Linked DNA regions of Homo sapiens: all the other regions are linked to region 2. The links are chromatin loops, found by intact Hi-C in ENCODE. Cell type or tissue: mammary epithelial cell. All regions are shown on one strand. Region 1 overlaps CREBBP (CREB binding lysine acetyltransferase). Region 2 overlaps TRAP1 (TNF receptor associated protein 1). Region 3 overlaps ADCY9 (adenylate cyclase 9).

What was found. Hi-C counts contacts between places; a loop is a spot of excess contacts. Peaks named below come from ENCODE experiments on the same cell type or tissue, not always from the same donor. Only the 100,000 strongest peaks of a DNase experiment are listed, where the experiment ranks them.
Region 1: it touches region 2 in a loop (3-fold over the local background); 2 of 110 quality-filtered maps call a loop at or near these places.
Region 3: it touches region 2 in a loop (6-fold over the local background); 2 of 110 quality-filtered maps call a loop at or near these places.

What each region holds. Positions count from the first base shown.
Region 1 is chr16:3,768,456-3,776,455 of GRCh38, reverse strand. CREBBP (CREB binding lysine acetyltransferase) reads left to right here. Exons shown (of 31, transcript NM_004380.3): 12 at 1,763-1,887; 13 at 2,526-2,705; 14 at 5,470-5,886; 15 at 7,103-7,282. Among named protein-coding and RNA genes, the nearest start is that of TRAP1, 55 kb to the right of the region's middle. In mammary epithelial cell, no CTCF peak of the experiment used is centred here; DNase peaks (open chromatin) are centred at 3,955 and 4,735.
Region 2 is chr16:3,686,569-3,694,568 of GRCh38, reverse strand. It overlaps TRAP1 (TNF receptor associated protein 1), which reads left to right. Exons shown (of 18, transcript NM_016292.3): 2 at 3,584-3,742; 3 at 5,432-5,514. Among named protein-coding and RNA genes, the nearest start is that of TRAP1, 27 kb to the left of the region's middle. In mammary epithelial cell, a CTCF peak has its summit at 3,948 (motif pointing left); a DNase peak (open chromatin) is centred at 3,958; H3K4me3 peaks cover 201 bases.
Region 3 is chr16:3,957,309-3,965,308 of GRCh38, reverse strand. It overlaps ADCY9 (adenylate cyclase 9), which reads left to right. Exons shown (of 11, transcript NM_001116.4): 11 at 1-2,656. Among named protein-coding and RNA genes, the nearest start is that of TRIDDENT, 11 kb to the right of the region's middle. RefSeq lists an enhancer at 3,266-3,765. In mammary epithelial cell, no CTCF peak of the experiment used is centred here; a DNase peak (open chromatin) is centred at 3,658; H3K4me3 peaks cover 756 bases; H3K27ac peaks cover 634 bases.

The DNA of each region.
Region 1 (8,000 bases), 82 kb before region 2:
GCTGTCTCAACAACCTTGAAAGGTTCTTAAGTAGAGAGCCTCTGGTTTTTGGTTGGTTGAAGCAGTGATTTTTATTTTGGGGCAGGGAGCATTTGAAAACCCTGTAGCTCTTGACCATTGAGACCCAAGCAGGAGGACATTTTTCCAGGTTGTGAAACAAGGTGGTGACATTATCCAGAAGACTCTAAGGAAAGAGGCTTTGCTCAGGCTTTGATTTTTGAAAGAAATCAAGGAGTCAGGCTGGGCACAGTGGCTCACACCTGTAATCCCAGCACTTTGGGAGGCCGAAGCAGGAGGATCACTTGAGGTCAGGAGTTTGAGACCAGCCTAGCCAACATGGTGAAACCCCCGTCTCTATTAAAAATACAAAATTTAGCCAGGCATGGTGGTGCACACCTGTAATCCCAGCTACGCGGGAGGCTGAGGCAGGAGAATTGCTTGAACCCAGGAGGCGGAGGCTGCAGTGAGTTGAGATCACACCACTGCACTCCAGCCTGGGCAACAAGAGCGAAATCTCATCTCAAAAAAAAAAAAGAAAGAAATCAAGGAGTCAGAGAAATTGAGCCTTGGGAAAGTGGCTGGATGCTGTGTTGGGGATTGGTCCAGGACTTCAGCCTGGATAGGAAGATGCTGCTGGTGTGGGGTATGATGCCCCTGCTGTTTACCAGCAGAATATTGGAATAGATGTTTTCTAGTTATGCACTTAGCAACCTCCCTACCAGCACATCTGGGTAAATACAGATTTCTTTAAGTGCTGTTCCTTAGTAATTGTTTTTCATTTTGTTTAAAAAAATTCTCAAGGAGTGGGGAAGCTTACATTATAGACTCCCTGGAAAGTCTTCCTGGTCTGCATCGGCACTCCGTTATTTGAGGGTACCATTTCTAGGTAGCCATTGAAGGTAGTGCTCCGTGAGTCATCCTTTGAGCCTTCTCATGACTACAGCAGCGCTAAGGCAGCACCTTCCAGAAATTCTCTAAAGGGTTCTGTCAGATTCTAGTGTTGGTCCTAAGACTAATTTGAACTGGTGCTTCTTTAGAACTCAGAGTTTACAGAGTATTATTGGAAATTGGAAGGAACTAGACACCGCAGTCTGGAGACACTTACTGGCTGTGAAGTGTCTTTCAGTGATGTGGTGTTCCTGTAAACTACAGGAGGCTAAGGTTGAGGACGGCTGACCCTTGGGCACTTCTTAATGCTTAAGGTGCTTGCAAAATTAAAAGAACATTTGGAGACTTAGCACAGATTCTAACAATGAATGTAAACCCAGCAAGGAGCTGGGAATCCTCGGATGATGGGCGTCAGCTGCTCCAGAGGCATTAGGTATGGGTGTGCACAGAAGCTTGCCCTGGTCTCTGGAAACATCTCTTCTGTAGCTTGTGAGGGTGCTGTCCTTTCAGGGCACCTCCTCACCCTCTTTGTTGCTATGACACTTTGGTACTGTGCCCTCTGGCTCAGCTCTACCACAGCCTCGTTTAATGTCTCACTTGTTCCTGTCTTACCCAACCTTATGCCTTCATGTCCTCGTCCTTCCCTGGTACCCCTCACCATGCCACCGTCACCACCCCCACATTGATGCCGTTTTCTCTGGATATGGAGAAGTCTGTTCCTTCATCATCTTCATTGATTAATTGGGTGATTTCTTTTCAGTTTTCTGTTGCCTGTGCGTTCCATCTTATTTTACTTAAGAGTTTATTTAGCAAGTTGTAATTCTGTTTTCCTGTGGGTGCTTTTCCTAATGAACCGTTGTGGGTACATTTACAGGGATGAATTCATTTAACCCCATGTCCTTGGGGAACGTCCAGTTGCCACAAGCACCCATGGGACCTCGTGCAGCCTCCCCAATGAACCACTCTGTCCAGATGAACAGCATGGGCTCAGTGCCAGGGGTAAGTGTTCTCTTTCGCTGTGCTGCAGATAGCCCTCCCTCTCACATGGAACATTATCTAAGCAGCAGAATTCATGTCACTTGAGAATCCTGTGGTTCTTGTTCCTTTGAATTTGGGTTATGCTTTATTTCTTTCATCTCTCATTTTAAAAAAATTATTACTACACAGAATTATTTGACTGTTAGTTATTTTATTGGAATAACAAATTCATAGGAATGTGTGGCTTTGTGAGAATGTGGGAGTTCCAAGGCTGGAGAAGGCAGCCTCAGATATGTGGCCAGCAGGGAATTGTCAGCATCTGTTGACTGAGAGCTCGCTGTTCCGAGGCTGCTTTCTAAACACTTTAGAGAACTCATAGGCATGTCTTAAACTTTAAATTATAGCCTGCTATTGATTTCTATTCAGAGGACATTTTGAAGCTGGCTCATTTGAGAGATTGCCTGAGAAAGTGTGTAAGGTGCCCAGGAGCGCGGGAGTTCTTAGCAAGTGGTGGTCTCTTCCCATGAGGAAGGGCAGGATGTGAGCCCTGTGCTTGCCATCCTCTGGGGTTGTGAAGCCTTGGATCATTCTGGCTCACCTTGAAAACTCTGGCCGTCAGCTTCCGAACTACAGCTCTGGTGGTGCTTGTTGTCTCGTAGATGGCCATTTCTCCTTCCCGAATGCCTCAGCCTCCGAACATGATGGGTGCACACACCAACAACATGATGGCCCAGGCGCCCGCTCAGAGCCAGTTTCTGCCACAGAACCAGTTCCCGTCATCCAGCGGGGCGATGAGTGTGGGCATGGGGCAGCCGCCAGCCCAAACAGGCGTGTCACAGGTACTGTGCCCCACTGGGACCGTGGCTCCCTAGGAAATAAAATTCTTGTGTTAAGTTTTGGTTTTTTTTTTCTGTCTTCCTTCGTGGAAATTAAAATTCCAGAATGCACATTTCATGTCTTTGTATCAGCTTCTCTTTGTTTTCTCCACCTTTGTCCTGTAGTCCTTAACTCGTTTGGAATTTCTCTTATCCTTTCTGGGTTAACTATATGCAAAAGTGGGAATGGATTTAGAATTTTTGGTTTGTATGCTTTTGTGTTTTGATCTTTGAGTTTTTGTTTTCTTATTTTTTGTTTGTGTATTTTAAATTCTAACTTTAACGTGACCCTGAGAGGCATTAGGATTTTAAAAAGCGAGTGAGAAGGACCCATGAATTCACTCTTGATGATTTGGCTTTTGTTTCTTTTGACCTGTCTCCACTGCCAGGTGAAATCAAGCTAACAGAATCATTTCAATAGTTCCCTTCTTGTTAAATGTTTTTAATTTCTCAATCTAGAGCTGAAGAAATTGATTTTCCATTTATTCCTTCCTTTTTTCCTCTTTTGTTAGTTGTAGTGCGTATCATTGCTACTGTATACAAAATATACATGTATTTAAAACACACCAAATCCTCCCTAAAAGATAAAATTCTTGTTTTAAGTTTTTTTTTGTTTGTTTGTCTGTTTTAAGACAGGGTCTCGTTTTGTTGCCCAGACTGGAGTGCAGTGGTACAATCTCGGCTCTGCAACCTCCGCCTCCCGGGTTCAAGCGATTCTCCTGCCTAAGCCTGCCAAGTACCTGGGGTTACAGATGCCCGCCACCACACCCAGCTAATTTTTTTTTTTTTTTTTTTTTTTGTATTTTTAGTAGAGACGGGATTTCACCATGTTGGCCAGGCTGATCTCGATCTCCTGACCTCAGGTGATCCACCCACCTCGGCCTCCCAAAGTGCTGGGATTACAGGAGTAAGCTACCGTACCCAGCCTTGTTTTGAGTTTTTAATGTGAAATAATGCTGCATAAGTCATTATTATATATTAGATTTCCTCACTAAATGATTATTCTTAACTTTCCATAACATTTCATTTCTCTAGAACAAGGATTAGCAAACTTCGTGTAAAGGGCCAGATACTAAATATTTTCAGCTTTGCAGGCCATTCAATCTTGGTTTTCATCACTTCTGTTCTTGTAGTGCAGAAGCTGCTGTGGTACATAAATGAGGTGGCTGTGTGCCAATAAAGCTTTATTTACAGAAACAAGCAGCTCAGTGTGTTTGCCCTGGGAGATTGCCAACCCCTGCTCTAGAACAGTGATTCAGAATCATTTTTAAAATGTTCACAAATAATTCTGAAGTGTATCCCCAGTATAGAACCACTGCACTGAAACAGTTCTCTTTCAGTAACTAACGTGTGTGTGTGTGTGTGTGTGTGTGTGTGTGTGTGTGTTTGTGTTTCAGAGAGAATTTTTTTTTTAAATTTTTAATTGTTAAGGGTACTTATGGATGTATATATTTATGGTCAATAACTTTTATTCTTATTTTTATTTATTTATTTTATAGTCCCCAGGGAAGAAGCAACTTAAAAAAAAAATACCTTTTTCTAAGCTAAGCTTAGAAAATGTTAAAGAACATTGGGTACATGTTATAGAACATGAAGCTTATAGGCTGGGTCAATGTACAGTAGCTCCCCCAATCTGTCATTTCACTTTCTGAGGTTTCAGTTACCTGGGGTCAACTGTGGTCCAAAAATATTAAATGGGAAATTCTGGGAATAAACAATTCATAAATTTTAAATTAATTAGCTAGGCATGGTATTGCACGCCTGTAATCCCAGCTACTGAGGAGGCTGAGGCAGGAGAATCACTGGAACCCGGGAGATGGAGGTTGCAGTGAGCCAAGATCATGCCATTGCACTCCAGACTGGGTGACAGAGCGAGACTCTGTCTTTTTTTTTTTAAAAAAAAAAAAAAAAAGTTTTAAATTGAGTGCCATTCCAAGTTGCATGATGAATTCTGTCACCATCCCACTCTGTGCCCCCAGGGATGTGAATCATTTATTTGTCCAGCATTTCCACACTGTAGACACTACCCACCTCTTAGTCACTGAGTGTCCACCTTGGTTGTCAGATCCAAAAATCTTGGTAAATATTGGGTTCAGTACTATCCGCAGTTTCAGGCGTTCCAAGACTGGGGGTCTTGGAATGTATCCGAGTGGATATGAGGGGACTGCTGTAGATGTGTGTGTTTAAGCCATAAGTTTCAATGGTTGTTTTAATTATATAAATCAGACTATAAGAAACGTGTGTAGTTTTACCGTTATTGAGGAGTGCCCATTACAAGTGTATAGCTCGATGAATTTTCACAAGCAGAACACTCCCAAGAAAATGTGATTAAATTCCCATACATTTGGCTGGGCGCGGTGGCTCACGCCTGTAATCCCAGCACTTTGGAAGGCCGAGGCGGGAGGATCACTTGAGGTCAGGAGTTTGAGACCAGCCTGGACAACATGGCAAAACCCGATCTCTACTAAAAACAGAAAAATTAGCTGGGCGTGGTGACGGGCACCTGTAATCCCTGCTACTCGAGAAGCTGAGACAGGAGAATTGCTTGAACCCAGGAGGCGGAGGCTGCAGTGAGCCGAGATCGCACCATTGCATTGCAGCCTGGGCGACAAGAGTGAAACTGTCTCAAAAAAAAAAATTTTTTTTTCATACATTTAATTTTTCAAATGTTTCATCACATTTTCAAACGGGGGAAATAATTTTACCATACTCTGTCCATTTCTGGTAGGGACAGGTGCCTGGTGCTGCTCTTCCTAACCCTCTCAACATGCTGGGGCCTCAGGCCAGCCAGCTACCTTGCCCTCCAGTGACACAGTCACCACTGCACCCAACACCGCCTCCTGCTTCCACGGCTGCTGGCATGCCATCTCTCCAGCACACGACACCACCTGGGATGACTCCTCCCCAGCCAGCAGCTCCCACTCAGCCATCAACTCCTGTGTCGTCTTCCGGGCAGACTCCCACCCCGACTCCTGGCTCAGTGCCCAGTGCTACCCAAACCCAGAGCACCCCTACAGTCCAGGCAGCAGCCCAGGCCCAGGTGACCCCGCAGCCTCAAACCCCAGTTCAGCCCCCGTCTGTGGCTACCCCTCAGTCATCGCAGCAACAGCCGACGCCTGTGCACGCCCAGCCTCCTGGCACACCGGTAAGCCTCTCTGTCTCTGCTGTTTTTGGGCCAAGACTCTTAGAAGATAATTTTCCCATAAAAATTGTGTGTCAGGCCAGGCGCGGTGGTTCACACCTATAATTTCAGCACCTTGGGAGGCCAAGGTGGGAGAATCACTTGAGCCCATGAGTTCAAGACCATCCTGGGCAACATAGTGAGACCTCGTCTCCAGCAAAAAAAAATTTTTTTTAACCAGACAAGCATGGTGGTGTGTGCCTGTAGTCCTGTAGTCCCAGCCACTCAGAAGGCTTAGGTGGGAAGATCACTTGAGCCTAGGAGGTACAGGTTACAGTGAGCCAAGATCACGCCACTGTACTCCAGCCTGGGCAACAGAGCGAGACATTGTCATCTTTTGTTTGTTTACTTAAAACTCCATTGAGGCTGGGCGCGGTGGTTCACGCCTGTAATCCCACTACTTTGGGAGGCTGAGGCAGGCGGATCACCGGAGCTCAGGAGTTCGAGACCAGCCTGGCCAAAGTTGTGAAACCTTGTCTCTACAAAAATATAAAAATTAGCCGGGCATGATGGCTGGTGCCTGTATTCCCAGCTACTCGGGAGGCTGAGGCGGGAGAATCGCTTGAGCCTGGGAGGCAGAAATTGTATCGAGCCGAGATTGCGCCATTGTACTCCAGCCTAGGTGACAGAGTGAGACTCCGTCTCAAAAAAAAAAAAATTCCATTGAGTAAGAATTTGCAAATTAGGAATTCTTTTAGTGGTTCCTTCGTGTAATGTTCATTTACTCCACCAGCACCCGTGTTCCTACCGTTCACACAGGCTGGGTAACACTGTCTTTGGGTAGGCACTTGATTTCCCTCCCTTCAGATGTGCTTAGGCATTCATAATTCAGCCTTTTACCATACACATTAACCACCATATTGAAGGGAATTAATTTCAAAATATGAGATTTCATGATTTAGCTAGAAAACTTCGAGAAAATAAATTTATGTCAAAGTTTGAAAAGCTCTGCTGTTTCCTCTGCCTTTGTGGCAAGACCTGAGTTGTACCTCTGGCTGCTGTTACCTCCCTCTAGAACTCATTCCTACTTTAACCCCTGTTCTTCGGTTTCACAGAAGGGCACCTGCTGGATCAGTATTGAGAAATGTTAATGGGAAATTGTAGGTTGCATGAGCAGCATAGTTGAAGATCATTTATGTTACCTTGCTTACTGAAGTCAGTGCTTTCGGTTTTTTCACAGCTTTCCCAGGCAGCAGCCAGCATTGATAACAGAGTCCCTACCCCCTCCTCGGTGGCCAGCGCAGAAACCAATTCCCAGCAGCCAGGACCTGACGTACCTGTGCTGGAAATGAAGACGGAGACCCAAGCAGAGGACACTGAGCCCGATCCTGGTGAATCCAAAGGGGAGCCCAGGTCTGAGGTGGGTGCCGCTCCCTAGGAATGCATTGACTGCGTATCGCAACTTTACCCAGGTGTCCTCGGGCGAGGCTTGGAGCCTGCCATGGGTATCCCTGACTTTAGTTAAAATATTCTGTTTGAATGTGGGTTCGGGGTTTGGTGTATAGGAAATTGATTGAAAACAGCTTGGTTTTTCATTTTTAAATATGAGGGGTGGGTTTATTTTGCCCGAAATGAAGAATACTGGCTTATATTTGAAATACTTGAATCATCCAACAGCCTTTTATTTTATGTTCTCCATTCATTTCTAGTTCTGCAGAGGTAGACTACAGAAGGGGTGGTGGATTCATTTACTAATTAACCTATGGCAGAAGCTGAAAGCTGGCAGACCGTGGGCTGGATCCAGCCTCTAAATGTGTTTGGCCCACACAATACCTTAAAAATCAGGAAATTGCAAATAAAACTCTAGATTTCTGGCTTTTCTTGAAAAATGAGATGCTTTCAGCATTGTGCCTGCATCCCTGTGTGACAGCAGTCTGGTTGTGAGCACCAACTGTAGTGGGCTCTCCAATTAGCCACAGTCCCCACTGCTCCTTCCTGTCTCATACCACACCTGCCTCTGAGAAGGACTTTTGGTCCCTGCCCCAACTTTCAAGGAGATTTTTATTCCAAATTAGAAATATCTGTAGTGAAAAATCTGAGTATGTGCAATTTTTAAAGCAGTTTTACATTTAAAAACT
Region 2 (8,000 bases):
GTCAGGAGTTGGAGACCAGCCTGGCCAACATGGTGAAACCATGTCTCTTTTAAAAATAAAAGCCAGGCATGGTGGTGCGTGCCTGTAATCCCAGCTACTAGGGAGGCTGAGGCAGGAGAATCGCCTGAACCCAGGAGGCAGAGGTTGCAGTGAGCTGAGATCATGCCCCTGCACTCCAGCCTGGATGACAGAGCGAGACTCTGTCTCAAAAAAAAAAAGAGAAAGATACGTTCGCGTCCTCATCCCTGGTACTTGTGAGTGTGAGCTTATTTGGGTCATTTCAGATGTATCAGGTTGTGATGAGGTCACACTGCATGGGGGTGGGGCCTAACTCCAGTATTCCTGGTATCCGTATAAGAAGAGGGAAATCTGGACACAGCCAGGACTCACATAGAGAAGAGCTTGCCATGTGACAAGAGACAGAGCCTGGAGGGTCTGCAAAGCATGAAACACCAAGGATGCCGGCTACTGCCAGAAGCTGGGGAGAGGTGCGGGATGGACTCTCCCTCGGCACCTCCAGTGGGAAGCACCGCTGCCCAGAACCTGGGACCTTTTTTTTTTTTTTTTTGAGACAGAGTCTCGCTGTCTCACCCAGCCTGAAGTGCAGAAGTGCGGTAGTGTGATCTTGGCTCACTACAGCCTCAACATCCTGGGCTCAAGTGATCTTCCCACCTCAGCCTCACAAGTAGCTGGGACTACAGGTGCACACCACTACACCTGGCTAGTTTTTGTGTTTTTTGCAGAGATGGAGTCTCACTTTCTTGCCCAGGCTGGTCTTAAACCCCTGGGCTCAAGCGATTCTCCTGCCTTGGCCTCCCAAAGTGCTGGGATTACAGGTGTGAGGTTGTGTGCCTGGCTCAGAACTGTGGACCTTTTTGAAACTGCCTAGTTTGTGGTGCTGTGTTTCAGTAGTCCTAGGAAACAAAATACACAGTCACATCAGTTTCTGGTTTATCCTTTTTGTGTTTCTTTTACACAAATGGTGAGAAACACTGATATGCTCTGTGGGCAGGTGTTGGCACTTGGACACTTCCCTCCTGTGCCCCCAGGGCTGGCTGTGCTTTGGAAGGAGGCACAGAGACTTCAGCACCCTGGTTTGATGTAGACTGTTCGCGAACTCCTCTAATGCCAAATACCATTTAATTCCAGAAGAAATGTCCCGGGATTTTTTTTTTTTTTTTAACTGTACGAATAAAGTGAACAATGCAATTACATGGGCCCAAATAACTGGATGTTTACATGGTTTGGAATTTGAATACTTTCTGAATTGTGGTAGATGTTTTTAAGGTATCTGCATAGAGATAAAGACAGGCTAGGGTTGGCCGGGCATGGTGGCTCACGCCTGTAATCCCAGCACTTTGGGAGGCCTAGGTGGGTGGATCACCTGAGGTCAATAGTTCGAGAGCAGCCTGACCAATAAGGTGAAACCTCGTCTCTACTAAAAATACAAAAATTAGGCATGGTGGCTGGTGCCTGTAGTCCCAGCTACTTTGGAGGCTGAGACAGGAGAATCGCTTGAACCCAGAAGATGGAGGTTGCAGTGAGCCGAGATCACTGCACTCCAGCCTGGGCGACAGAGCGAGACTCCATCTCAAAAAAAAACAAAAACAAAAGGCCAGGTTTGTGCTGTTTGTAAGTCCAGGAATAAGCCTAAAGAATAGGCAAGTTTTGGCTGGGCACGGTGGCTCATGCCTGTAATCCTAGCACTTTGGGAGGCTGAGGTGGGCAGATCGCCTGAGGTCAAGAGTTCGAGACCAGCCTGGCCAACATGGTGAAACCCTGTCTCTACTAAAACTACAAAAATTAGCTGGGTGTGGTGGCAGGCGCCTGTAAACCCAGCTACTCGGGAGGCTGAGGCAGGAGAATCGCTTGAACCCGGGAGGTGGAGGTTGCAATGAGCCGAGATTGCACCATTGCACTGCAGCCTGGGCAACAAGAGTGAGACTTCATCTCAAAAAAAAAAAAAAAAAAAAGGCAAGTTTTTGTACCTTTTAGGAGTATGAAAGTTGATATGTTAATTTTTTTTTTTTTTTGAGACAGAATGTTGCTCTGTCACCCAGCCTGTAGTGCAGCGGCACGATCTCGGCTCACTGCAACCTCCACTTCCCAAGTTCAAGCCATTCCCCTGCCTCAGTCTCCCGAGTAGCTGGGATTACAGGTGCCTGCCACCATGCCCGGCTAACTTTTGTATTTTTAGTACAGATGGGGTTTCTCCATGTTGGCCAGGCTGGTCTCGAACTCCTGACCTCATGTGATCCGCCTACCTCAGCCTCCCAAAGTGCTGGGTTTACGGGCGTGAGCCACCGCACCCCTGGCTGATATGCTGATTTTTAAAACCTTGATTCCTGGATATTCTGTTGTCTTTCCTTTCTACTTGTTACAAATTTGTGAAGAACAGGAGAGGCTCCCAGTTAGATGCGGTTCATTTAGGCTTAGACTTTGACACGGCGTGGCTGGCTGGCCACATATCCTTGACACCATCACGTATTGCAAATCTACTGACCAAGGCAGGGTCCTGGTATGTGGTCCCTGGGGTCAGTGGGTGTTGGTGTTGGGTCGGTCCAGTCCTGTGTTGGAGTGAAAGTGTCTGGTTTCTGGGCCTGCGTCGGTGAACTGCGTGCGGCTGGGGACACATTGGCTGCTTTCCTCCCTCGCTGGGCTCTGCCGGCAACTTTCTCAGCCCACTGGACTGAGCAGGAAGTTACAGAAGACAAGTCTCCTTCTTAGTTAGAAGGTAGAACCCATCGTCAGCTGTTTTTCAGTTTTTAAAGTACACAAATTTTTTTTAAAAAATCTGTTTTGGATGAAAAAGCAATGGGAAAGAATCAACTTTTAGAAGATGAGACAGTTTCAGAATATTAACATTTAAATATTTGGATCCCTTTTGGGAGGATTTTTTTTTTGCTTGACTGTCAAGAGCAAAGAAGTGTGGCCCATCGGGGGCTTCTGCAGGGGCTGCGAGGGTCGAGACAGGTTTCAGTTTGGTAGGTTGATGCGAGGTGTCACCCGTGAGGCGAATGTGGGAAGTGCTGTCAGCAGGCATCTGCCAGCTGGGCATGGTGGCTCACGCCTGTCATCCCAGCTCTTTGTAAGGCCAAGGCGGGAAGATGGTTTCAGCCCAGGAGTTCGAGACCAGTCTTGGCAACATAGCAAAACCCCATTTCTACAAAAAATTTTTTAAAAAATTATGGGGGCATGGTGGTCTGTGCCTGTGGTCCCAGCTACTCGTGAGGCGGAGGCAGGAGCATTGCCTGAGTCCAGGAGGTTGGGGCTGCAGTGAGCTGTGATCGCAGTGACAGAGCGAGACCCCCTCTGAAAAGAAGGCAGCAGCCCACCCCCTCCAGTTTCGCTTCTGCGGTTCTGAGAAGACACAGTATCTTACACTGATGACATCTGTGAGGGCTCCTTGCCAAAACCACACCCTGACACTGTGGCATTTGGTCCTGTGGATTTCTCTTTCAGCAACAGCCCGACTTAGAGATGTCCACGCTAGCTTCTGCTAGACACCCTTGATGGGACGAATTACCATATTGTTTCTCGTGTCTTCCTAATTCTCATTCTTTCTGCATATTTGTCTTTTCAGGAAAACCAATTCTGTGTCCTCGGAGGACCACAGCCCAGTTGGGCCCCAGGCGAAACCCAGCCTGGAGCTTGCAGGCAGGACGACTGTTCAGCACGCAGACCGCCGAGGACAAGGAGGAACCCCTGCACTCGATTATCAGCAGCACAGAGAGCGTGCAGGGTAGCCTTGGCTCGTGCTTTGGTCTGGGAGGGCTTTTTGGTTCACTGCTGTGCGTAAAGGGGCATTTTCAGGGTGGAGGCAGTGATTGGTAGAGCCACCGCCTTAGGTGTGAAATCAGAAGGTCTTGGCTGTAGGGAGTGCTGCGCCCTCCATTTCTGTCCCAGCGAGGGACTTCTGCCAGTGTCGGGTGTGTCTTGCCCCCTCTGGTGGCCACCCGTGAGTTTGCCGTCCGGCACCTCCCCTGAGTGGTGATTCATGGCACATCTGCTAATAATCATGGAAGCGGGAGGGGAAACTCAGCATTGGCCCAGTCTGCGCAGGACCGAATTCTGGAGCTGTCTTTTCATTCCCTCTGAAGTATAAAAAAGCAGTCTTTGGAGCCAGTCCTGAAGTGGCTCCATTTCTGGCTTTTAAGTGGGTCGACAAGAGTAGAATCTTTGAAGTTAAAAAGAGAAGTGAGGTTTTCTTGTTATTTTGATTTCTAACTAATTAATTTGGAAACCGCTTTTTTGAAGAATATAGTCCAGGCACAGTGGCTCACACTTGTAATCCCAGCACTTTGGGAGGCCGAGGCAGGAGGATTGCTTGAGGCCAAGTGGTCGAGACCAACCTGGGCAAGATAGACCCTTTCTCTACAGAAAAAAATTAAAAAGTTAGCCAGGCATGGTAGCACACACCAGTGGTTCCAGGTACTTGAGAGGCTGAGGCAGGAGAATCGGTTGAGCCCAGGAAGTTGAGGCTGCAGTGAGCACGATCCTGCCACTGCATAGCAGCCTGGGCAACAGAGCCAGATCCTGCCTCTAAAAAAAAAAGAAAGAACATATAATCTGGTTCTTAGAGGCAGTCCAGTTCTCGTAACCATGCACATTGGGAAACCAGGCTCAGCATTCCCTCGACATAGCCCGAGGCATGTCTGGCCTCAGCAGTGGGAGGATTTGTCCTGCCCTGAGACCTCCTTTCTGAGAGACTTTTTGTTTTGTTTTGTTTTGAGACAGGGTCTTTCTCTGTCACCCAGGCCGAGTGCTGTAGTGCAATCATGGCTCACTGAAGCCTCGACCTCCCTGGCTCAAGTGATCCTCCCACCTCAGCCCCCTGAGTCACTGGGACCACAAGTGTGTGCCACCACCGTCAGCTACTTTGTGTATTTTTTGTAGAGATGGCGGGATCCCTCTGTGTTGCCCAGGCTGGTCTTGAGCTCCTGGGCTTAAGTGATTCTCCTGCCTTGGCCTCCCAAAGTGCTGGGATTACAGGCATGAGCCATGGTGCCCAGCCAGACTTTGTTTCTGTCTGCTTCTTTCTTTTTGTTCATGATCTTAAATGTGTGGGAGGCCGAGGCGGGCCAATCATGAGGTCAGGAGATCGAGGCTATCCTGGCTAACATGGTAAAACCCCGTCTCTACTAAAACTACAAAAAATTAGCCGGGCGTGGTGGCAGGCACCTGTAGTCCCAGCTACTCGGGAGGCTGAGGCAAGAGAATGGCGTGAACCCGGGAGGCAGAGCTTGCAGTGAGCCGAGATCGTGCCACTGTACTCCAGCCTGGGTGACAGAGCGAGACTCCGTCTCAAAAAAAAAAAAAAAAAAAAGTTTAAAACTCATAAACTTAAGCTTTCTTTGGAATGTGACGTAGCGTATTCTTGCACAAAAATAGAAGTTAAACTTTGTTGGTTGTGTCTGTGTTTCATTACTAGGTTCCACTTCCAAACATGAGTTCCAGGCCGAGACAAAGAAGCTTTTGGACATTGTTGCCCGGTCCCTGTACTCAGAAAAAGAGGTGCGTTCCCTGCTAACCATGCCCGATGCTAGCAAAGTTTCTTTTCACAAAGCTGGTTTTTATGCCATTCTGGAGAATTGCCAGATAATATATTAGCTGTGAGAAAGCATTAAACTTTGGACAGGTCCTCATCTTAAGCTACCAGTGAGAGGAGTTTTACCAGAATCTGTTTTGGTTTCCTGGATAAGTGTATCCAGATGGTTCTTTGGGCTGGATCAACTCTGGGAATTAATTGAATTTTGCCAATAATTTTAAAAGTTCCCGAAATACAGGCCTGGTGTGGTGGCTCATGCCTGGGAACTCAGTGCTTTGGGAGGTCGAGGCAGGAGGATCACTTGAGCCCAGGAGTTTGAGACCAGCCTGGTCAACACAGCAAGACTCCGTCTCTACAAAAAATTTAAAAAATTAGCCAGCTATGGGGGCACTGACCTGTGGTCCCAGCTACTCAGGAGGCTGGGGTGGGAGGATGACTTGAGCCTGGCAGACTTTGGGGCTGCAGTGAGCCATGATTGTGTTACTACACTGACCTGCACAACAGAGTAAGACCCTCTCTCCAAAAAAAAAGTCCCCCAAATCCTAGCGTGCAGCTCTGCTGAATTCCGTCTCTGTGGAGCTTTGGATACGCTCTGAGGCCCCTTTGCCTGGTGGGACTACCTGCAGGTCTTGGCGGCTTTGGCTGCCGGAGGAAGAAGGTTCCCCAGTCCTGTGTGTATGGAGCAGGGAGGAGTTACTGAGGAAATTAAAACGCATTTGGGGCCAGGTGCGGTGACCCACACCTGTAATCCCGGCACTTTAGGAGGCCAAGGTAGGAGGATTGTGTGAGTCCAGGAGTCTGAGACCAGCCTAGGCAACGTGAAGAGACCCCATCTCTATTAAAAAAAACCCCGCAAAACTCATTTGGGGTGACAGGACAAGGAAAAAGAAAGATGAAGGCCACCATCGTTGACATGCTGATTATTGCTGGAAGGCAAAGGAGAGTCCTGAAGAAAGTTTGTAAAGCAGCAGATTTCAAAGCTCAGAGGGCCTTCTAGGAGCTGTTTCCGGGTTTCGTACTGATGAGTGCTGCATTCCTGACTCCCAGTGACCTCCAGCTTCCGCCCAGATCAGCCACCGCTTCCTCTTCACCTATGTGCTCTTGCGGACTTAATTTTTCTATTTTTAATTGTGTGGGTTTTTGTTTTTTTTTTTTTTGGTTTTTTAATTTTTTGGAACAGGGTCTGGGTCTGACGCCCAGGCTGGAGTGCAGTGGTATGATCTCGGCTCGCTGCAACCTCCGCCTCCTGAGCTCAAGCCATCCTTCCTCCTCAGCCTCTGGCTGATATTTGTATTTTTTTGTAGAGACGGAGTTTTGCCGTGTTGCCCAGGCTGGTCTTGAACTCCTGGGCTGAGGTGATCTGCCTGTTTCAGCCTCCCAAAGTGCTGAGATCACAGGTGTGAGCCACCACACCCGGCCTCTCTCACTGATTTTAAATGGAAGGTCTGTTTGAGGTCAGTGTGCTTTTCAGCTCCTGAGGGACAGCTGGGCCCTGAGGCCTGTTTTTCTCCGGGTGTGGTAGACCTGGTGTTTGGTGGTCCCCACTAGATGAGATGAAGCTAGGGAACCTGTTTTTGTGGAGTAGGAGTGTATTAGTCCATTTTCACGTTGCTGATAAAGACATACCTGAGACTGGGCAATTTACCAAAGAAGGAGCTTTAATTGGACTTACACCTCCATGTGGCTGGGGAAGTCTCACAGTCATGGTGGAAGGCAAGGAGGAACAAGTCCCGTCTTACATGGATGACAGCAGGCAAAGAGAGAATGAGCAAGACACAAAAGCAGAAACCCCAAAAAACTGTCAGATCTCATGAGACTTACTCACTACCACGAGAACAGTACTGGGGAAACGGCCCCCATGATTCACTTATCTCCCACCAGGTCCTTCCCACAACACGTGGGAATTATGGGAGTACAATTCAAGGTGAGATTTTCGTGGGGACACAGCCAAACCATATCAAGGAGAAATGGATGTTTGAGTGATATGCCGTCATCCCTGTGCAGGAGTTGGGAAAGAAATTGTTCCTCGCAGGCCTCTTTTGTTTGTTTTTTTGAGACAGAGTCTCTCTCTGTCGGGGCTGGAGTGCAGTGGTGCCATCTCGGCTCACTGCAACCTCCGCCTTGTGGGTTGAAGCGATTCTCCTGCCTCAGCCTCCTGAGTAGCTGGGATTACAGGTGTGTTCCATCACGCCCAGCTAATTTTAATATTTTTAGTAGAGACTGGGTTTTGCCATGTTGGCCATGCTGGTCTTGAGCTCCTGACCTCAAGTGATCCACCTGCTTCAGCCTCCCAAAGTGCCTGGATTACAAGCATGAGCCCCCAACCCCAGCCAGAGGGCTCTTCTTAAAGTTATAATTAACAGATGGACACGTAACTTCAGGCTTGATTAAAAATCCTGAAAAGGGCCAGGCACCGTGGCTCACGTCTGTAATCCCAACACTTTGGGAGGCG
Region 3 (8,000 bases), 270 kb before region 2:
CGACCCGACCTCTCTATGTAAGCACACATGCGCACACACACTTGCATTCATGAATCTGATATAAAGTGCCAGTAATCCGCCAAGAGGGGGTGCGAAGGGGGCATGTCACGACAGCTCCGCCACCCCCCATTGCCCACCCGCACTTTCCCGAGCACCGCGCCCCGTGGGCTGTGGGTGAGCCGCGCTCCCTGCACTGAGCGGGTTTAGGGGCTCGCCCACATGCATGCAGGCCAAGACAGCAAATGCCAGCCGGGCACGACGCCCGTGTGCCCAGGCCTCGGGGGTCTCAGAGCCGCCTCTCACCCCCGACCCTCCACCCAGGGGTCTCCCCATCGGGAGTGGAGGTGTTGGTCCTGGAAGCTGACTCATCGGAGAGGGAAATACCAAATAAACATCCGAGGTTGCATTTATTTATTTATTTATTTACCCGGAAGCATGTGCGCTCCCGGGAGGGGTGCTGGGTCCTCAGGGTGGGGGGTCATAGCCACAGGGGAGGGCAGTTCCCAGGAAGGTAACCAGATGTCTCTTTTGTGTTTTGGCCACCTGGGGCCGCCCCCAACCTCCCCACCCCAAGAGGGGTCTGAGTGGGACCTCAAAGCATGGCCAGTGCAATTCTGAGGCTAGGGGAATAGGAGAAGCCCACCAGCTGCCCCTGCCACCCACGGGGGCTCCTCCCTGCCGGGGTCCAGCTCAGAACCACGGGGGTCTGTGCCGGCAGCACCGGTGCCATCTTGGCTTCCACAAATTCCAGAAGTTTCTTGGCTGCCTCCCGCTCTCAGATGGCACAGGGCCTATCAGTGGCAGGATTTAATCTGGGGAGCAAATTCCAGCTCTGAAATGGAGTTCTCACACCGTATCTAGGGACAGAGGCATCTGGATGCAAACGCGGGGTTTGTTAGGGGCGGAATCCCGAGGGTGGTGTGGGGGAGCTCCGTCCGGGCAGTTGGCTGCTGGTCCTGTCTGATTATGTTTTGCCATATTGAGTCTGAAGTTTGTGTGGAAGTGAGCTCGCCCGAGTTGTCCGGTCGGAGTTGTAGCCAGTCTTTCAGGGGACCCCGGGACGCTGATGAGGCCCAGGGTGCACTCCTTGTCAGTCTTGCCCGTTGTCCCTGTGCATTTTGCTTTCCGCTGTCAAATCTCACTGTCTCGTTTTCACACCGCATCAGTCCCCATCATCACTACTCCTCCCCAGAGACATACAGATTGCCCTCCCCGGCATGAAGAAGTCACAATTCTGACCCGCCACCTCTCCAGGGGCGGTGCCTGGGATGGCCACCCATCAGGACAGCCAGAGCCAGGGTCCCGGCGTCCTGAGAGTCCAGGGCACCTCCCCCCATTAGCTGTAAGGTTTCCTGTCAGGTGTGACTGTCAGTTTGCTGGTCTTCCAATACCGAAGAAAGGGTGGTTGTGACAATACCTCTTGCTTCTAAAGAATGTATTATAAAACACCGCAGATTTTTTTTTTTCCTTAAAAAACACTACCTGATGCTTTCCTTGTTCGTGGGGATTGTGGTCACATGAAGCTCTTTCTGCATCAGTATTAAGGTGTATATTTGAATGTCCTCCCCTCCCCTTTCCCCTCCAGGCTGTGTAGCTTTGAGGGGCTGGGCGTTTGCTCACGACCTTGCTGTCTCGCTCAGAACATGCTCCGCAAAGTTCTCCGCACACACTTCTTCCCCATCAAGCCCATTTCCTTCCCCAACCACAAAGGTGTTTGTGATTCCTCACCCCGGGAAACCAAGGAGCTGCAAAGTGGAGTCTGGTTCAGCCCCGTGCAGACTCACCCAGAGCTTAACGTTGTCTTTCAAACACCCTGAGCCTTCCTAAACAGCCAGTGCAGACGTTCTCTCTGGGCCACGAAGCCCCTCGGGTCCTCCCCGTCCCCTGCTCCGATGCATACCTCAGTGCAGAACCACAGAATCTCTGCAGCGGAAACGCCGTGCATCTCTTGTCTGTTGGCAGCGAGCACATCGTGCTGGAGACACGAGTTTCTAAGCAGCTGGCACGAGGGCTGCTGACGGCATGGGTCGTGCTTCAGGGTGGCAATACCTCTTAGGAACTTAGGGCAGGAAGCAATACTTCAGCATTGAATGTGTGTAAATAGTTGCTTTGAGTTGCAATTGCTATTTTCTTCTCAGTCCCAGCTCAGATCGAATTATATATCCATATATATATATATATATATATATATATATATATATATATATATATGGTAAACAAGCACACACAATTTTATCCAATGCAAACAAATGTAGAGCATCAGTTACAAAACCCTCGAATAGCTTGAGAGCCCCACAGGCTCTGCCACACCCGTGACTTCATCCACACTGACGTCACCCGCGGGGGCTCCCCCTGCACATTTGCACACGATCCGGAGAGCCGAAGGCCGCGTGCTTCCTGTCACATGGGCTGTAATCATTTGTAGTTTCCAAAGACACGTCTGCATTTGAATTTCTAGATTTTCGAGGTAAGGAGTTTTTTTTAATTGGTTGTTTGGAAAATCACATCATGCCTAGAATCTGAAATTGAATTAGCAAGAACCGACTGTTTGCATTTTCCATATATCCTTTTATCTGCTCTTTTTAAATTGTTAATTCTAATAATTTCAAAATGCATTCACTGAAGAAATGGACATTAAAATATTCTAAAATTTAAATATATGATGCCTGGTGTTTTCTTATTGAAAAGATGAGCACTGCTTCAGAGAGGAGGGCGGTCTTCCTTGGACAGCTCGTGTTTTCTGCGATCTGTGGCTCACCTGGGTGGGTTTGCCTTTCTTTCACGTCATGACTTCAGAAACAGGGCAAGTAGAAAACCCTGTTTGTGTTTATGTTATTTTTTTAATTGGATCTATTTGCTCCAGTTAACTTGAGTTGAAAAGTATTTATTTTTACACAGAATTTTTTAAACAATAAAAGTAAGGTTGCAGGACAAGTTTTGCTTGTGAGATTTTCCCTGTCAGGCCTCCTAAATAGTTTTCTGCAACATCCTTAGAGAAGGAATTGAGGGGGAAAAAGTAGGTTTTCTGAAAAGGAAAGAGTGATTGCAGGTACACAGATCACTGGGGTCCCAGGTGTTTTGAGGAAGTCACAAAGCCCCTTCAGAATCTGTTTAAAGTCATAGAGCCTCTTCCCAGAAAAACACACATGCCATTTTCTACACTTCTTGGGAGTTCACCACACTCCCGCATCTGAGGCCAAACTATGGATCTTCCAGGGGTTAGAGCCCCTTCCCCTGTAGGGGTTTTCCTGATGAGTTATTTTTTTTTTAATTTTTATTTATTTAGACAGAGTCTCACTCTGTCACCCAGGCTGGAGTGCCGTGGTGCGATCTCAGCTCACTGCAACCTCTGCCTCCTGGGTTCAATCAATTCTCGTGCCTCAGCCTCCCTAGCAGCTGGGATTACAGGCATATACCACCACACCCGGGTAATTTTCATATTTTTAGTAGAGACAGGGTTTCACCATGTTGGCCAGACTGGTCTCGAACTCCTGGCCTCAAGTGATCCGTGCGCCTCAGCCTCCCGAAGTGCTGGGATTACAGGCATGAGCCACTGTGCCCGGCCTGGTAAGTTAAGTATTTATGACCAACTTCAGGGCACAAAGATTCTTTTGTAGACTCCACAAAGGGAGCTGAATTCATGGCTTCTGGTGGTTGCTCATGGACTTGCGGGGGTGCAGCCTCCAGCTGATTCTCTGCTGGAGCCCGGGGCCAATGAGGTTGCTGTTTGATGAGGTCACTCTCCTCCCGAGTCGCCACTGCAGGCCTCCCTGGTCACCTTTCCAGCTTAGGGAATAACCCGTCCTTGCTGCCTTGAGGGTCTTGTAAGAATGGAGGTTTTGTTCGGTTTTTTTTTTTTTGGAGACAGGGTCTCATTTTGTCACCCAGGCTGGAGTGCAGTGACCATCAGGGCTCACTGCAGCCTTGACCTGCCCTGACTCAGGTGATCCTCCCACCTCAGCCTCCTGAGTAGCTGGGACTACAGGTGCGCAACACCATGCCCAGCTAATTTTTGTATTTTTTTGCAGAGACGGGGTCTTGCCATGTTGGCCAGGCTGTTCTCGAACTCCTGGGTTCAAGTGATCCGTCCTCCTCAGCCTCCCAAAGTGCTGGGATTACAGGCATGAGCCACCGCGCCCAGCCAGAACGTGGGTCTTTCTACTAGAAAGGGCACCCAGTGACTTAGAGGATTTCTCAAACAGCCAAGAAAGGCAGCCTCTAATTTTTGCAATCAGCCCCAGAACTGATCATTTGTGGTTTCTCTTTCATCTGAAATCTTGTTCACATGGTTGCTTTTCCCCCACTGTGGGAATCTATGGCTGTGGCCACCTGGAATAGATCCCGCGTACTGGGAAAGTGAAACTAACCGGAGAAAGCCAAGAGGAAGCGATTAAGAAAAAGTACACACTTGCACGCAATGGACATGTACATTTAAAATCTTCCCAAGTGTCTATTTTTATACAGTTCCTTTTTAAAAATTGTTTTTTTAAATATCATGACTCTAAAGAGTTGTTAATGAATATTAGAGTAATTTAAGCTTAGGGAATTCTCGTATCCCTGCTGGCCCTGAAAGTCTGAAGGAGATGTGAGTTAAGTAATCCGCGTGCCTGTTAGAGTCTCAGTCAACAGCGGGGATTCTTCATTGTTTTTTTTCCGGGGTGGGGACAGGTTTGGCTCGCAAAGGCTTTGATAGTTTGATGAAGGTTATGGTTACTTTGTCCAGAAAAAATGCACATAAAAACAACTTTTGATTTTTTGTTGTTGTTGTTTCGTTGCTTGGTTTTTTTGAGACAGAGTCTGGCTCTCTCGCCCAGGCTGGAGTGCAGTGGTGCGATCTCAGCTCACTGCAACCTCCGCCTCCCAGGTTCAAGTGATTCTTCTGCCTCAGTTACCTGAGTAGCTGGGATTACAGGTGCTCGTGCCACCATGCCTGGCTAACTTTTGTATTTTTAGTAGAGACAGAGTTTCACCACGTTGGCCAGGCTGGTCTCAAACTCCAGACCTCAGGTGATCCACTTGCCTCAGCCTCCCTAAGTGCTGGGATTACAGAAGTGAGCCACCGTGCCCGGCCAAATCTTTTGATTTTATATATAATTTCAGGAGTCCACGAATGCAAATAGAGTGCCCCTGATCCACGGTAACCAGAGGAGAGATGACTTTTCATTCCAACTCTCTGCAGATGAGGTTTCCTAGCGTTTCTGGACTCTCCGCTGGAAACCTGATTTGGCATGTTAATGCTACTCATTGTTACATGCGTTTTTATTTTATTTATTTATTTTTTTTGAGACAGAGTCTCACTCTGTTGCCCAGGCTAGAGTGCAGTGGCACGATCTCAGCTCACCACAACCTCCACCTCCTGGGTTCAAACAATTCTCCTGCCTCAGCCTCCTGAGTAGCTGGGATTACAGGCATGCGCCACCACGCCTAGCTAAATTTTGGATTTTTAATAGAGATAGGGTTTCACCATGTTGGCCAGGCTGGTCTCGAACTCCTGACTTCAGGTGATCCACCTGCCTTGGCCTCACAGAGTGCTAGGATTACAGCCATGAGCCACTGTGCCCAGCGTTGATACATGCATTTTTAATCAAAATTATATTTTAGAATTTAATGTGTGAGTTATCTAAATATATTTGAAGAGCTGCTTAAAAAACGTTTCAGTACACAAATATGTTAGTTGAATTATTTCCAACAGATAAGTAACATCCAGCCAGTATTTGTCAAGCGACTACTGTGTGCCATATAATGCCCTAAACTCCCTTTACTTAGGTTTTTTAATTTACCTAGGTTGTTAAATTTTCTGCAATACATGAGAGCATTTGAGAAACAGCTGTGATTAGAAGCTGTGCTTGTCCCAGTGGCTTTACCACTGTGAATTCCACTTATAAACTGAAGGGACTTTCCAGATATGAGGAATCAAGTACGGACATTTTTTTTTTTTTTTTTTTTGAGATAAGAGTCTCACTCTGTCATCCAAGCTGGAATGCAGTGGCTCAATCACAGCTCACTGCAACCTCAACCTCCCTGGCCTCAAGCCATCCTCCTGTCTCTGCCTCCTAAGTAGCAAGGACTACAAGTGCGTGCCACTACGCCCTGCTGGTTTTTGTATTTTTTGTGGAGATGGGGTTTCACCATGTTGCTCAGGCTGGTCTCAAATTCCTGGGCTCAAGTGATCCATCCACCTCAGCCTCCCAAAGTGCTGGGATTACAGATGTGAGCCACCGTGCCTGGCCAACATTTTTAAATAGGGCTGTTAACGTCAACCCTAACGCATGCAAGATGATTTTTTTGTCCATGGCTTTATGGAGAGTTCAACCTCTGAATAAAAAGCAACCGAGGCAGGGCATGGTGGCTCCCGCCTGTGGTCCCAGCACTTTGGGAGGCCGAGGCGGGAGGATCACCTGAGGTCAGGAGTCAAGACTAGCCTGGCCAACATGGTGAAACCCTGTCTCTACTAAAAATACAAAAATCAAATCAGCCAGGCGTAGTGGTGGGTGCCTGTGGTCTCAGCTACTTGGAGGCTAAGGCACGAGAATCGCTTGAACCCAGGAGGCAGAGGTTGCAGTGAGCCAGGATTGCACCACTGCACTCCAGCCTGGGCGACAGAGCAAGATTCTCTCAAAAAAAAAAAAAAAAAAGTAACCGACGAGAAAGATTCAGAGAAAACAACTGCACCACTTCTGTGTTGGTTCCTTGATGAAGGAGCTCATGGCAGCTGCTGCCCATAAGATCATCTTTTTTTGTTTTTCTTTTTTTTTTTTTTTTTTTTTGAGACGGAGTTTCACTCTTGTTGCCCAGGCTGGAAGTGCAATGGCGCGATCTCGGCTCACTGCAACCTCCACCTCCCAGGTTCAAGTGATTCTTCTGCCTCAGCCTCCCCAGTAGTTGGGATTACAGGTGCACACCACCACACCCGGCTAATTTTTTGTATTTTTAGTAGAGATGGAGTTTCACCATGGCTGGGCTGGTCTTGAACTCCTGATCTCAGGTGATCTGCCCGCCTCAGGCTACCAGAGTGCTGGGGTTACAGGCGTGAGCTACCGTGCCCGGCCCATCCATTTTATTTTTAAAATTCCTCCCTCGGCAGTGTTTGGGGTCCTGGCGGGAGGGTCCCAGAGCCAGGCAGAACAAACACTGGCTTGGGTTGGCTGGTGAGAGTCTTTCAGGGTAGTGTATCCTCCCGCAGAGCCCCCGCTGCTCTTTGAGGGAAGAGCCGATGGTTGGGGACCCAGACGTCTCTGCCAATCCCCCCCAGCCCTGGCACAGTGGAGGCAGCCCTAGCCCGGCCTCCAGCTGCCCTCCCGAGAGCTGCTGTTTCTGTGTCCTGTCTCCCTCTGACCTTCTTTATTTTCTCATCAAACAAAATCCGTGCCCTCTAGGATGAGAGGGAGATGAACGGGACCAGAAAAGTTTGTTTGGATTTGTGCGTGTGATCCTGGGATAACGCAAAACAGGATCGGGAAGGATGTGAAAGGGTTCAGGGAGAGAGGAGCGAAATGCCCGCGCCCCGCCCTGACACCCCGCTCTGCTCAGGACGCCCGGGGGCACAGACATGCTTGTGCCAAGACGCACCTGAACCGCCCCCTAGCCCTGCCCTCCCAGGACCCCCATCCCGTATTCTCCACGGCTTTCTAGCCTTCTCTATCTCCTCCAGAACTGGCCTGTGGGAACCCTCGGGTCTCAGCTCAGCCCAGCTCCAGCTTTGGTTCTGCGTCTCTAGGACATTTATTCTTCTCCAAGGACACACCTGCCTTCCTCAAGCCCCAGGATGCCACGGTTCTGCACTCCGCCTGTGGCCTCCACCCCCATTCCGCCATCACCCTCCCCCTCCCTGACTCTAGGACTGTAGATAAACCTTCAGCAACAAGATCACCAGGCACTGCTTTGACTTCAAGAGAATGACTTTTCCGCCAGTAAATTCTGTTTTCACATACGCAAATATGCCTCTACCTGGAAGATAGTCTGCTGTTATGCTATGCTTTTCTGCCAACGAGCTGAAAACC